2 separate regions of the Mus musculus genome follow, and region 1 is linked to region 2. The links are chromatin contacts, found by Hi-C or POLR2A ChIA-PET in ENCODE. All regions are on one chromosome and are shown on one strand. Each heading gives the region's core, a stretch centred on a gene start or an enhancer-like site at or near the end of the contact. The rest is flanking DNA. Distances are from core to core; before and after follow the strand shown. Region 1 overlaps Zdhhc19 (zinc finger, DHHC domain containing 19). Region 2 holds the start of Pcyt1a (phosphate cytidylyltransferase 1, choline, alpha isoform).

What was found. A loop is a pair of places that touch in the nucleus more often than their neighbours do. ChIA-PET counts read pairs that join two places held with the same protein, here RNA polymerase II (POLR2A).
Region 1: a map of regulatory T cell shows a loop between it and region 2 (2.0-fold over the local background). The contact joins the enhancer-like site here to the promoter of Pcyt1a in region 2. A Hi-C loop is called at or near these places in 1 of 37 maps with a recorded cell type or tissue (regulatory T cell). POLR2A ChIA-PET finds 5 or more read pairs at or near these places in 1 of 5 experiments (embryonic stem cell).

Annotation. Positions count from the first base shown.
Region 1 is chr16:32,506,703-32,511,872 of GRCm38, reverse strand. Zdhhc19 (zinc finger, DHHC domain containing 19) reads right to left here. Exons shown (of 9, transcript NM_199309.2): 9 at 4,659-4,827. The coding sequence ends at 4,784. Among named protein-coding and RNA genes, the nearest start is that of Zdhhc19, 13 kb to the right of the region's middle. Within about 2 kb of position 2,225, at least 2 of the 3 ENCODE cell types and tissues checked have a DNase peak (open chromatin) inside an H3K27ac peak, as active enhancers do.
Region 2 is chr16:32,428,868-32,434,336 of GRCm38, reverse strand. It overlaps Pcyt1a (phosphate cytidylyltransferase 1, choline, alpha isoform), which reads right to left and starts at 3,416. Exons shown (of 9, transcript NM_009981.4): 1 at 3,306-3,416. Tctex1d2 (Tctex1 domain containing 2) reads right to left here. Exons shown (of 5, transcript NM_025329.4): 5 at 5,238-5,469.

The DNA.
Region 1 (5,170 bases), core at 976-3,475, 79 kb before region 2:
AGTTCAAGTCCAGCCTGAGTAACTCTGATGAGACCTGGTCTCAAATTTTTAAATGGTACCTTAGTGATGGGTGCTTGCCCTGAATACATGGAAATCTTGGTTTGAGCTCCAACAGTTAAACATTTAAGGAGGAATCCCAGGCCAGGCCAGGAGGAGTCCTGCAGGTCTGGGGACTGTCAGAGCCACATCCACAAAGGTACTAGCAGTGCCTCATGTGCTGGCTTGAGGATTAAATGAGCTAATGCAAGCAAAGTCTTTAACCCAGTGCCTGGCACACAGAACAGCACCGTGAGTATAGCTCCTGAGGTCAGCATTGGGATCCTGCTGGCTGAGGTCAAGCAGCTAAGTCCTTAGGCCCTTCCTGGTTTACAGGCCAAGACCTGGTCCAGCTTTCTTAGCACAGGGCATGGAAAAGGGCACAAGGCAGACGACACCTGGAGACTGCCAAGGCTAGCCTTTCCTGAGCTGTACCGACTCCAAGGGAAACCCTCCCTGAAGCCCTCATCCTCTGTTTCCTTCTCCCTGAGGAACAAGGGAGGTGGTTAGATGGCCCATAGGGTCCCCACCCTCACCAATTTGGAATCTCTCATTCCCATAGCAAAATAAAACTGCCCCAGTCAGAAAGCAGTTAGCAACGGCTGGCCTGCAGAAGCCCCCCCCTCCCCCCAGGCAGAAAGAAGCAGACAAAGGCTCCCTGTACAGAGTCTGCCTTCAGCCCTCCTGTGCTGCACCAGATCCTACAGCTTCCACGAATCACAATTATACCTTCTTACTTGAAAGTCCTTCATTGACTTTGAGTTCCTGGAAGTTTTCATCCAGGAAAAGCAGGGGCGGGGCGGGGCGGGGCGGGGTGGGGGTGAGGGTGGGAGTAGTCAAAGGGATGGAGAACTGAAGAGCAGCTTGTGGAAGAATGGGACAGGAAAGAGGACGGAAGGAAGAGGAAAGAAAAGGAAGGGAGAGGGAGTAGAGAGGAGAGCGGAGAGGTGAGAGGAGGTGAGGCTGAAGATGGAGGCCGGGGCACAGAGAAACAGGAGCCAGGAATAACAAGTGGTGTTTGACTTCCTTCAGCCTGAGGTGTCATGAACACAAGCTGAAGCTGATTGCTTAACTGAAGTGCACAGCCATGGCCCCAAGGCCACGATACTGCTCGGCAGGGGAGTCCCAGCTTTTACAACCGAGTCTACACACACTCCTTTGGCTGGGAGACACCCCACCGGTTGATTTTCTGTAAAACAAACTTCCCCTTGAAACAGCACCTTTCCCCCATCACTGCTCGGCCCCAAAGGATCCGACTCTAAACGGGGCAGCAGCGGACTCTGCCATTACAGTGACTAGCATTATGAAGTCCTAAGCAGGCCACACAATGCAGCCCGGCCTCATGCAGCCCTTGGGTCACCCTCAGTGATGCCTACCATTGACTAAGCAGCCTCTGGCCAGTGCTGGAGTCTGACTCTGCCTGGTCAATGCCTGTGACAGTGCTGTGACTTGTGACCGCTCACCTTGCTTCCTAGAGAAGCCCGTAGTCTTCACGCTAAAGACCGTGTCATGGGAAAGGGCCTGGAGGGGGTTGGCTTTCCCACTTAGCATGGCCAGGGGAAGTCACTGCTTTGTTGAATGTTGTTTTCCTCCTCGTCTCTAAACCAAGAATAGCAACTTAGCAGGGTTGGTGTGAAGATGAAAGGAAATATTATAAATAACTTCGCATAGGCTGGACCCAATGGGGGTTAGTAAAGGTTTGTCACCAGGAATAGGGCTTCATCCCCAGGCTGCATCTGTTTGCTAAGAACTAAAGACACACAATCCCCAGATAAGGTCTCTTAGGGGCCTGACACTAGACCCAGGTGCCCATGAGGTGACTAGCAAGGACCCATACCCATGCATCTGAGGTGTGAGGAACCTGTGCCCTATGAAGTGTGAGGAGCCTGGCCCTGACGGGCTCTGTAGTAGTCTCCTCTGCCCCATCATTCTTGCCCTGCCCCACCCTCAGCCACTGCAGGGCCCCCCTTGGGTGGAGTGGTTAAGGCAGAGCAGGGCGGGTGAGCCAGAGGCAGTAGGGACCATTATCGGGAGGCCCAGGATGCAGAGGGCTTCTGCAGCCTCCTTATCAGCTCCCTGACTGCTGAGGCATTGGCTTATCTGAGCCTAGGGTAAGAGAGCTGAGCTCTGCAGCTACTGCGCTGGCTCCCCTGCTGGGGCAGCTGAGAGTAGAAACCAGAAAGCCACCAGGCTGCCTGCCATTTCTGCCAGGAGGTTATCTTAGCCAGCCACTTCCCCCAGTAGCCCCCAAACCCTGTCTGAAACTGATGGTGGTAGCTTGTCTTTGACCCTCACCCTCAAAGTCAAAGCCTGTGACTCTTTGTGAGGTAAATGACTCTGTGGGGACTGCTGGGCTGAGCCAAGTGACTTCTGTCAAACATACTAGTTGGCAGCAGGTCTGGTTAGTCAGTCACTCAAGACTTGTCCTGCCCTGTAAGTCCCTACCTCCCAGAAGGCTGTGTGGATGACTCGAGATAATTTTGGCTCTAGGACCTAGCTGGCTGGGATCCCACAGAGGGGCTCCGGCTCCAAGTTGGCACATGGTCCTTCTTGGCTTTGACCCTTCCTCTGAGGGAGGCAGGGCATGCTGGGCATGCGGACAGCAGGCCCCCTCCTGGGGCTCTGATAACAGCTCTCACCTTATCTGTCAGCCAAAGACTGGGCGGGGTAAGTCTGAGAAGCAAAGGTAGGTTCTGCAAAAAGGGGCAGAGGAGAAAGTGGGAGCAGAGCAACTGAAGCCCTGCCAGCCTCGCCTGAGATCTAGGGAAGGACAAAGGGCCCTCGGAGAAGGGGTGGGCTAGGCCCCTCCTAGAGCTGTAGAAATTCTCAATTGGGAAGAACAAAGAAACCTAGAATCTTTACCCCAGAGCAGGAGCGATTGCCTTTGAAGAACTCAGAGCCTCTTGAGAATCAGAAGAAAATTACAACCTTGTCCTGCTGGGTAACTGAGGCCTTAAGGAGTCAGGGAAGATAACAACATGCTTGAGCCTCTGAAGGCCCCTTGCCTGAGGCTGGGTGAGTTCCCTGCAAACCTGGAGCCTAGGAGCCAATAAGTACAATCCCAGGCCACGTGGGGCTGAAGACAGCCAGCCTCCCTAAAGCCTCCAAGTGGGCCAGGTACCCCTTCAGAGCCAGGAAGTTGCAGGATTTAATCCAAGTCTTGGCCCAGGCTCCTGGACCCCTCTATTTCTCTGACCCAGGCCCAGGCTACCTGGGGAGCTCTCCTTTGGGGGAAGAGGAAGTCCCCTGACTGCCCTTTTCCTGAAGCTGGGATGTTCCCTTCTGCACACACCTGGAGAGTCACACCCAGAGGTAGACACACTTAGTGGTTCAAAAATACCAATCCTGTCCTCGCTGCCATGTAACACAGAGCTATTTTAGCCCCACAGTTAAATGTGCTCCCATAATAACCCAGAATGTGCTCCCCAGAATCTTCTAGAAGGGCCAAGCTGGGTTGAGACTTTTTGTATTTTTTTTAAGACAGGGTCGATATAGTCCTGGCTGTCCTGGAACTCACTTTGTAGATCAGGCTGGACTCAAACTCCCTGCCTCTGCCTCCTGAGTGCTGGGATTAAAGTCATGTGACACCACACCTGGCCTGGGCTAACTTTTCGTACGTCAAAGACGCATATCCAAAACTCCACCTAGAAAAGTCGAGCAAGGGTAAAAGTAGAGAAAAGCCCCCAAGCCCTCTCTCAAGAAGCTCTTGGTGTTGAAAAAATGAGCTAGCCAGTAACCCAGAGGGTCAGAAGCAGAGCAGATGAGTTTGACAGATTTGACAGGAATGGGCCTGGGCCTCTAGGGACAGTGAGTGGGCTGGGGCCTGGGGGCTGGGAACGGGGCTGATAAGGGAATAAAGCTGACTTGTGGCTTGGCTTTATAAAGAGTTGGAGAGATGACTGTACTACAAAGGCCACACACCGTGGCCACTAATAAAGTCAGAGCTTAATGTGCTCCTCCGGGCACCCCCAGGAATCTAAAGACACACGGGACCTTGGGTCATACCAGGGACAGGTTGGAGTATGGGGGTACGTAAAAAATGAGATGAGGATGCAGGATAGATGCAGGCTTAGCATGAGGCTGAGCATCCCTCGTTTATCCAGTTCTCTTAGAGTGGCCACTGGAAGGGTACCCACACCTAGCCTGATGGCCTTCCAACCCAACAGGGTCCCCGTGCCACAGTGCAAAAGGTCAAGTGCGTCTTGCACGTTCCCCGGGCAGTTGGCGCCCTCTTCAGCCAGATAGAGGCACTGCAAGGTGGATACCCAGTGCAGCCATGACTGGTGGTTTTCCTTCGCATCATCACCAGCCCTTATCAGAGAGACTGCAGGGGTTTTTTGTTTTTGTTTTTGTTTTGGAGACAGGGTTCCTCTGTATAGCCCAGGCTATCCTTGAACTCACTCTGTAGACCAGACTAGCCTCGAACTCAGAAATCCGCCTGCCTTTGCCTCCCAGGAAGACTGCAGTTAATACTGTTGGTCCATCATAAGAGAACCTTTAGTGTCCTGCCCAAGATCATGGAACCAAGCAGTGATAAACCCTGAATTTGGGTCTCCGGGAACCTGGCTCACTCATGCCCAGAAATCTGTCTTCACGACCCTTCAACAGGCCAGACACCCTTATCAGAAATCAACAATTAATATTTAATGAGGATGGGTAGGTCCCAAGTGGACCACAAGGATTCAGACTCAGAGGCGGAAGGAAGTTCAGGTGGTCCTGGCTCTGTGTGCACTGGGGAGAGTCTCATCTAGGGGTCTCCAGCGGCAGGTTCAGCCGTGGGTTGGCGTGGACCTAAACACAGAGTGAGCACATGCAGGCTCCCTCCAGGGTCCCCAGCTCCACCCCACCCCCCATCTCCTCCTTGTTTGAGCCAAGGGTGACCAGCACTTCAAAGGTCTCGGGATTGGAAGGGAATCTGTGATGATTTGCCCCCACCCCCATGTATACCTTATGTTCCACCACCGTGCATTTCAATGAAATTAAACTGTATGCAACATTTTTGACTAAATGAAGGTGCATTCTTCAAAAACAGTATAAACTGTAGGCTAATCTCCGTCCCCATTAACAGCTAGCTCAGACCTAGTGACTGGCCCAGGGCCCAAACCAAGTTGGGAATGAGGTCTTTTCTCTCTCT
Region 2 (5,469 bases), core at 2,167-4,666:
CCATGTCCCTATTTTTAGCAGCCCTCGTGTCAAGAGCGGTTAGTAAACAGCTGTGGCTGTGATGTAACAGCTTTGCAGACCAGAAGGAGAGGGCTCCCCTCGTTCGCTGGCACTCACCCTAGTTCAAACGAAGAAAGCCTCAAACGAATACAGTTTTTAACTTGTGGTTCTGACAGTTAACCAGAAGGAGTGAGGTGGGGTGGGGGTGGGAGGATGCCCTGCTGTACACCTACCTAGAAAGTGAAATTCAAAACATAAACAACAATAATTCAATTATTTAGGAAATCTAAACCTAAAATAAGTATATGGAATAATCCTACTGGTTGTTTGACCATGCTCCAGTGAGTCTATGGGTAACACAAAGCTGACCTTTTTTTCTATCCTTTTTCTCAGGGAGGTCACAAGGGTAGCAGTTGGATTGGGAAGACTGGGATGTGAACGTGATGGCGTTCATTATGTGAAACTCCCAAATAACAAATAAAAATATTATGTTGGAAAAGAAAAGAAATAATCCTTCCCATAATCAGAGTGAGTTAGTGTTAACATCAGGAAAAGCAGCCTGGAACCCAGTGAGACCATGTTCCTTATGAGGAGGTCCTCAAGAACGACAAACTCTCCATATTTATACAAGGAGAAATCATAAGCTCATTCTCTCTCAATAAAGTCACCATACTGGTTCTCACTGAGGCTGGCCTCAAACTCTCTATGCAGCCAAGGAAAGAGTTCAAGGATGGCCGTGAACTTGTGATCCTCATGCCTTTACCACCCAGCTGCTGAACGTACAAGCCTGTACCATCATACCCAGCCATTTTGCTAGCTTGCTTTGAAAGAAATCGGCAAATCAGCCTTGGTTTAAACCCCAAATTAAAAACAAAAACAAACAAGCACAAGCGAAAAACTAGCCAATTCCCTAGAGAAGTGAAGTTGAAGCAGGTTCTCTTCTAGTTCCTTCTGGTTGTGTAAAATATGTGTCAAGTACATAAGCATTAGTCCTAAAGGTGTAACTGGTCAGGCCAGAATAGTCCTCCAAACCCTCAGCAATTTCCACTTAAGAACCTTTCTGACTCTTCATTCCCTATTGTAAAGTGTACAGTGAGAAGGGTGGCTATTAGGTAGGTAACCAGATTAATACACTGTAGTGAAGTTAAAACAGCCCAGGCTAACCTAGGATTCACCATCCTCCAGCCTCAACTTCTCAAATGATAGGATATATACAACCACAGCTAGCTTTCAAATTCCTGTTACCATTGTTTTGTTTTGAGATATTCATTCTCATTCATTCTCTCTCTCTCTCTCTCTCTCTCTCTCTCTCTCTCTCTCTCTCTCTCTCTCTCTCTCTCTCTCTCCTGACTGTCCTGAAGCTTACTATGGAGAGCAGGCTGGTCTTTAAAGGTATGTTCTACCATGCCCTATCCCAGTATCTTTTTTTTTTTAATTTTTTTTAGACAAAGTCTTTCTATGCAATCCTGGCTGTCCTGATACTCCACTTGCAGTTGAGGCTGGCCTTGAGCTCAGAGATATCCCTATCTGTACCTCCCAAGTGCTGGAATAAAAGACATTTGGTACCACACCTGACCCAATACCTTTTTAATAGCAATCCTATTTACTTGTAGACTCTCCAACCATAAAGATTGAATAGAATATGAAGATCTATCTCTCCCTACTTCTATTTTATTCTTAGCAAACTGTTTTCTGGGTTTGCAGTTTTGCTCTTAAACTGTGTTATCCTCAAAGTTTCTCCTTCCTCAATGCCTATTCCTGGCAGTTTCTCCACAACAAACGCCTATATCCTTATTGCTTCTATAACTATCACCATCCCTATTTCAATATAGCTTTTGGCTCTCCCAACAAAAATTGTGTTTTAGTCCTCAATCATAACTAGCTATCTTGATTACGGTCAAATAGCTTTCTCCAGTTAAGGCCATCTGTTGGAGCCTGTGGCCAGCACAGGTCCCAGTTCCTAACTCACTCTACACTTACTTCTCTGCAGTTCCTTAATCATAGAATCATTACAGAAAGAAAAACCTCAAATAATCCAAACCCACTACTTCTCAAACTAAAAAAGCAACAACAGCAAAAAGCTAGACATGGTGGCATGCACCTTTAATCTTGAGGCAGAGGCCAGGAGTCTCTGTGAGTTCAAGGCCACCCTGGTCTAGATGGTTCCAGGTCAGTGGCTATACATAGTGAGATCCTGTATTAATGCCTCAGAGCCAGCACTGGTGAGGCAGAAATAGGCAGATCTCTGAGTTCAAGGCCAGCCCGGTCTACAGAGGGAGTTCCAGGACAACCAGGGCTACATAGAGACACCTTGACTTGAAGAAACAAACTCACAAGCAAGAGCAAAGAAACAAAACCAAAACACTTTAAGTCCACCAAAATTTTTAAGCCCAACTGAAAATACTTGTCTCAGCCTCCTGGGTGTCTGAATTCTAGTTGTGTATCACCACACCCAGTTTTCAAACTTTAGCTCGTTTACTGCATACGTAGTAAGATGTAGGAAGCTAACTTTATAGCATCATTGCAAACACACCTGAAACCTATTTTATAAATCCTTACTATGTGAACACAGCGGGGATTTCTATTGTAGACCAGTTGTCTGTATTTAGTTAGTTGCCATCCAACTAAACTGTCTTCACAGCCCAATAGTAAACTGGGACTCAGAGTTGGGTGGCATAATCCAACTCTGAACTTTCCGCTTACTGACGAAGACACTAGCTCAGTGGTGAACTAAGTTTCTCACCCACGGAAGTTTGCCCGTAAAATTCAAACTCTGGTCTGGTCTCACACCAGTGCGGTTTCTTCGTAAGACCTGTGCCGGGTGGGTCCCTCGCTCATTCACTCACACTTTGTACACAAACACAAGTGCAAAGCACCACCCCCAATTCCTGATCTTACATTCTCCTCCAAGTCAGCCCTCAAAGTCGCTGCTTGTCGGTGAGCGCGCCCTCGCAGCCGCTGCTTCATGGTCCCTCGGATCAATCCCCTCAGTCACTATCCATCGATCAGTCAGTCCCCGGGTAGTCACTGCTGCATACTTACTCGGTCATGGTCCCGTCGCAGCCTCTGCCTCGTGCTCTCCGAGGTCAGAGTCCCTCGCATTTACTGCTCCGGGGGTCACAGACCCCTCACAAGCGGCCACCCCTGGGTCACAGTCCTCTTGGCTGTCATTGTACCTCGGTCACAGTAGCCTCCTGCTTCACACTTTCCCTAGCTGTCACTGGCCCACTCTTCAGTCGCAGCCCCCTCACGCTCCCAGCCCGCCTTTGTCCTCGCAAAGCACCCACTACCCGGAGTTTCCTTACCTCAACTCCTCCAGGCTCCGGTCCCCCTCGGATCCCTTCCCCGCGCCGCGTCACCGACTAGCGAAGTCAAATGGGTTGCGGGGAGACGCCCGGGAAACATCTGACCGGACTGCGGACCGGAAGTCCCGCCTCCCGCCCGCCCTCTTGTCAATGCCACCTCCGCATTCCTGAAAACCACAACCTGACAGAGTAGTTCCGCTTCCAGAGGGGCCGGGCGCGTGGGGTGACTGAGCCGAAGCGCTGGAGGCAGGCGCGGGGTCGGCGGGCTCGGAATTCCGGATGTGTGGCGCCTCCTGCCGCCGGTCTCCCGGCGTCCCCTGCGCCCGCTGCCCCTCGCCTTCTCCGCAGGGCTGGGGCTCCGATGTCCGACCTCCCCGAGGACTTCGAGCCCGCCGGCTCGGTCAGGCGAGCTCGGGTCTGAGCTCATCCTCTGTCTGCCAGTTATTCGGACCTGGGTTGACTCATCAGAAAACGAGCCTAGAAATCGACCCGGGAAGTAGTGGAGCAGGAGTAGAGGCGAGGGCAAAAATGCACAGACAAGGAGGCTGTAGTCTAGGGAACGAACTTCCTACGGTGAGCTTTTGGGGGATTTTGTTTGGCCGAGTCCCCCCCCCCCACACACACACACACACAACACACTTCTAAGATTTTGTGTGTCCACGGAGGCCATAAATGGGGTGACATGTCTTGGAGCTAGAGTTAACGGGCCTTTGTGAATACCTGGGTGCTGGGACCTGAACTCTAGTGGGTTTTGTTTTTTTTGGTTTTTTGGTTTTTTGTTTTTTGTTTTTTGTTTTTTTTTTTTTCGTTTTTTCGAGACAGGGTTTCTCTGTGTAGCCCTGGCTGTCCTGGAACTCACTCTGTAGACCAGGCTGGCCTCGAACTCAGAAATCCACCTGCCTGTGCCTCCCCAGTGCTGGGATTAAAGGCGTGCACCACCACTGCCGGGCTAATTCTAGTCTTAATTGAACAGTAAGTGCTTTTAACTCTTAACCACTGAACTCTCTCTCCAGACTTTTTGAGGGGAATTAAAAGTAACTATCAGACATGGCCTTTACTGTTGCCGAGACTGGCCTGGACCTTACTATTTGTCCCATGCCGGCCTTGAATTTGCAGTGGACCTCCTGCCTCAGACTCTAGAGTGCGGTCATTAGCCGCCACACCCTGTGCAATTCTGTAGCTGTAAGGCAAGTGGGAAGAAAACTCTACAGGAGAAAGATGGGGGGGGTGGGGGTAGACTTTTATGTATTTGTTTGCATTTTTTACTTGAAGATAACTGAGAGGAAAGAGGATGGGTGAACTTGTGCATCTGCTGAGGTGCTTCTAAGGAGAAAAATGATTAAAAGCTAGCACACACACTTAAGTTCAAATAGGTATTTGGACTTGGCAGATAAAATGCCCCCAAAAAAGGACTTCGTAGCTGGAGGAGACACCAAGGGCCTCTCTGGGGAAGATGGGCATCACAAAGGTAGTAGTTTAGACTGTAGCTAACATAGAAACCTAGGAATCTTTTTATGGTGGTGGTTATTTTCTAGACAGGGTGTCTCTGTATAGAGCAGGCTAATGTATAATTCACAGAGATCCACCTGCTTCTGCCTCTTGGGTGCTGGGATTAAAGGCGTGTGACAGCACCACCTGGCTGAAACTCCTTGCTCTACTTTCATGTACACTTGAAATTTCTCAGACCCTGTCACTAAACAAAAGGGATATACCTTTAAGCAGTGAGCTGTGTAAACCATAGGGTAGTCAGCCAATAGCTGAGCACAAATAACAGGCCAGAAGAAACGAAAGCAACAGTACAAAGAAAGTAAGTTTTTATAATGGTGCAAAATTTGAAATTAGCCCCTTGATAAGGAAAGGTCAAAATTCAAATGGTATAACCTAATGATATAAATGCAGCTATTATGAAAGTCATAAAAACTATTCATGACATAAGGGGTGAAAACACACAATTTATTTTATAAATATTTTTTTACATCTTATAAGGAACAATGAATAGAAAATATACCCAAGTATCTAGTCATCTGACATATTAAAATGAATTTTCCCCTTTTTCTCTATATTTTCCAAATGTAGAAAGGGCAGAGATAACATAATAAAATCAAGCCATTTAAACATATACAACTTAACAGATTTTAGGTACCAAAGTGCCAACTTGTTTTTA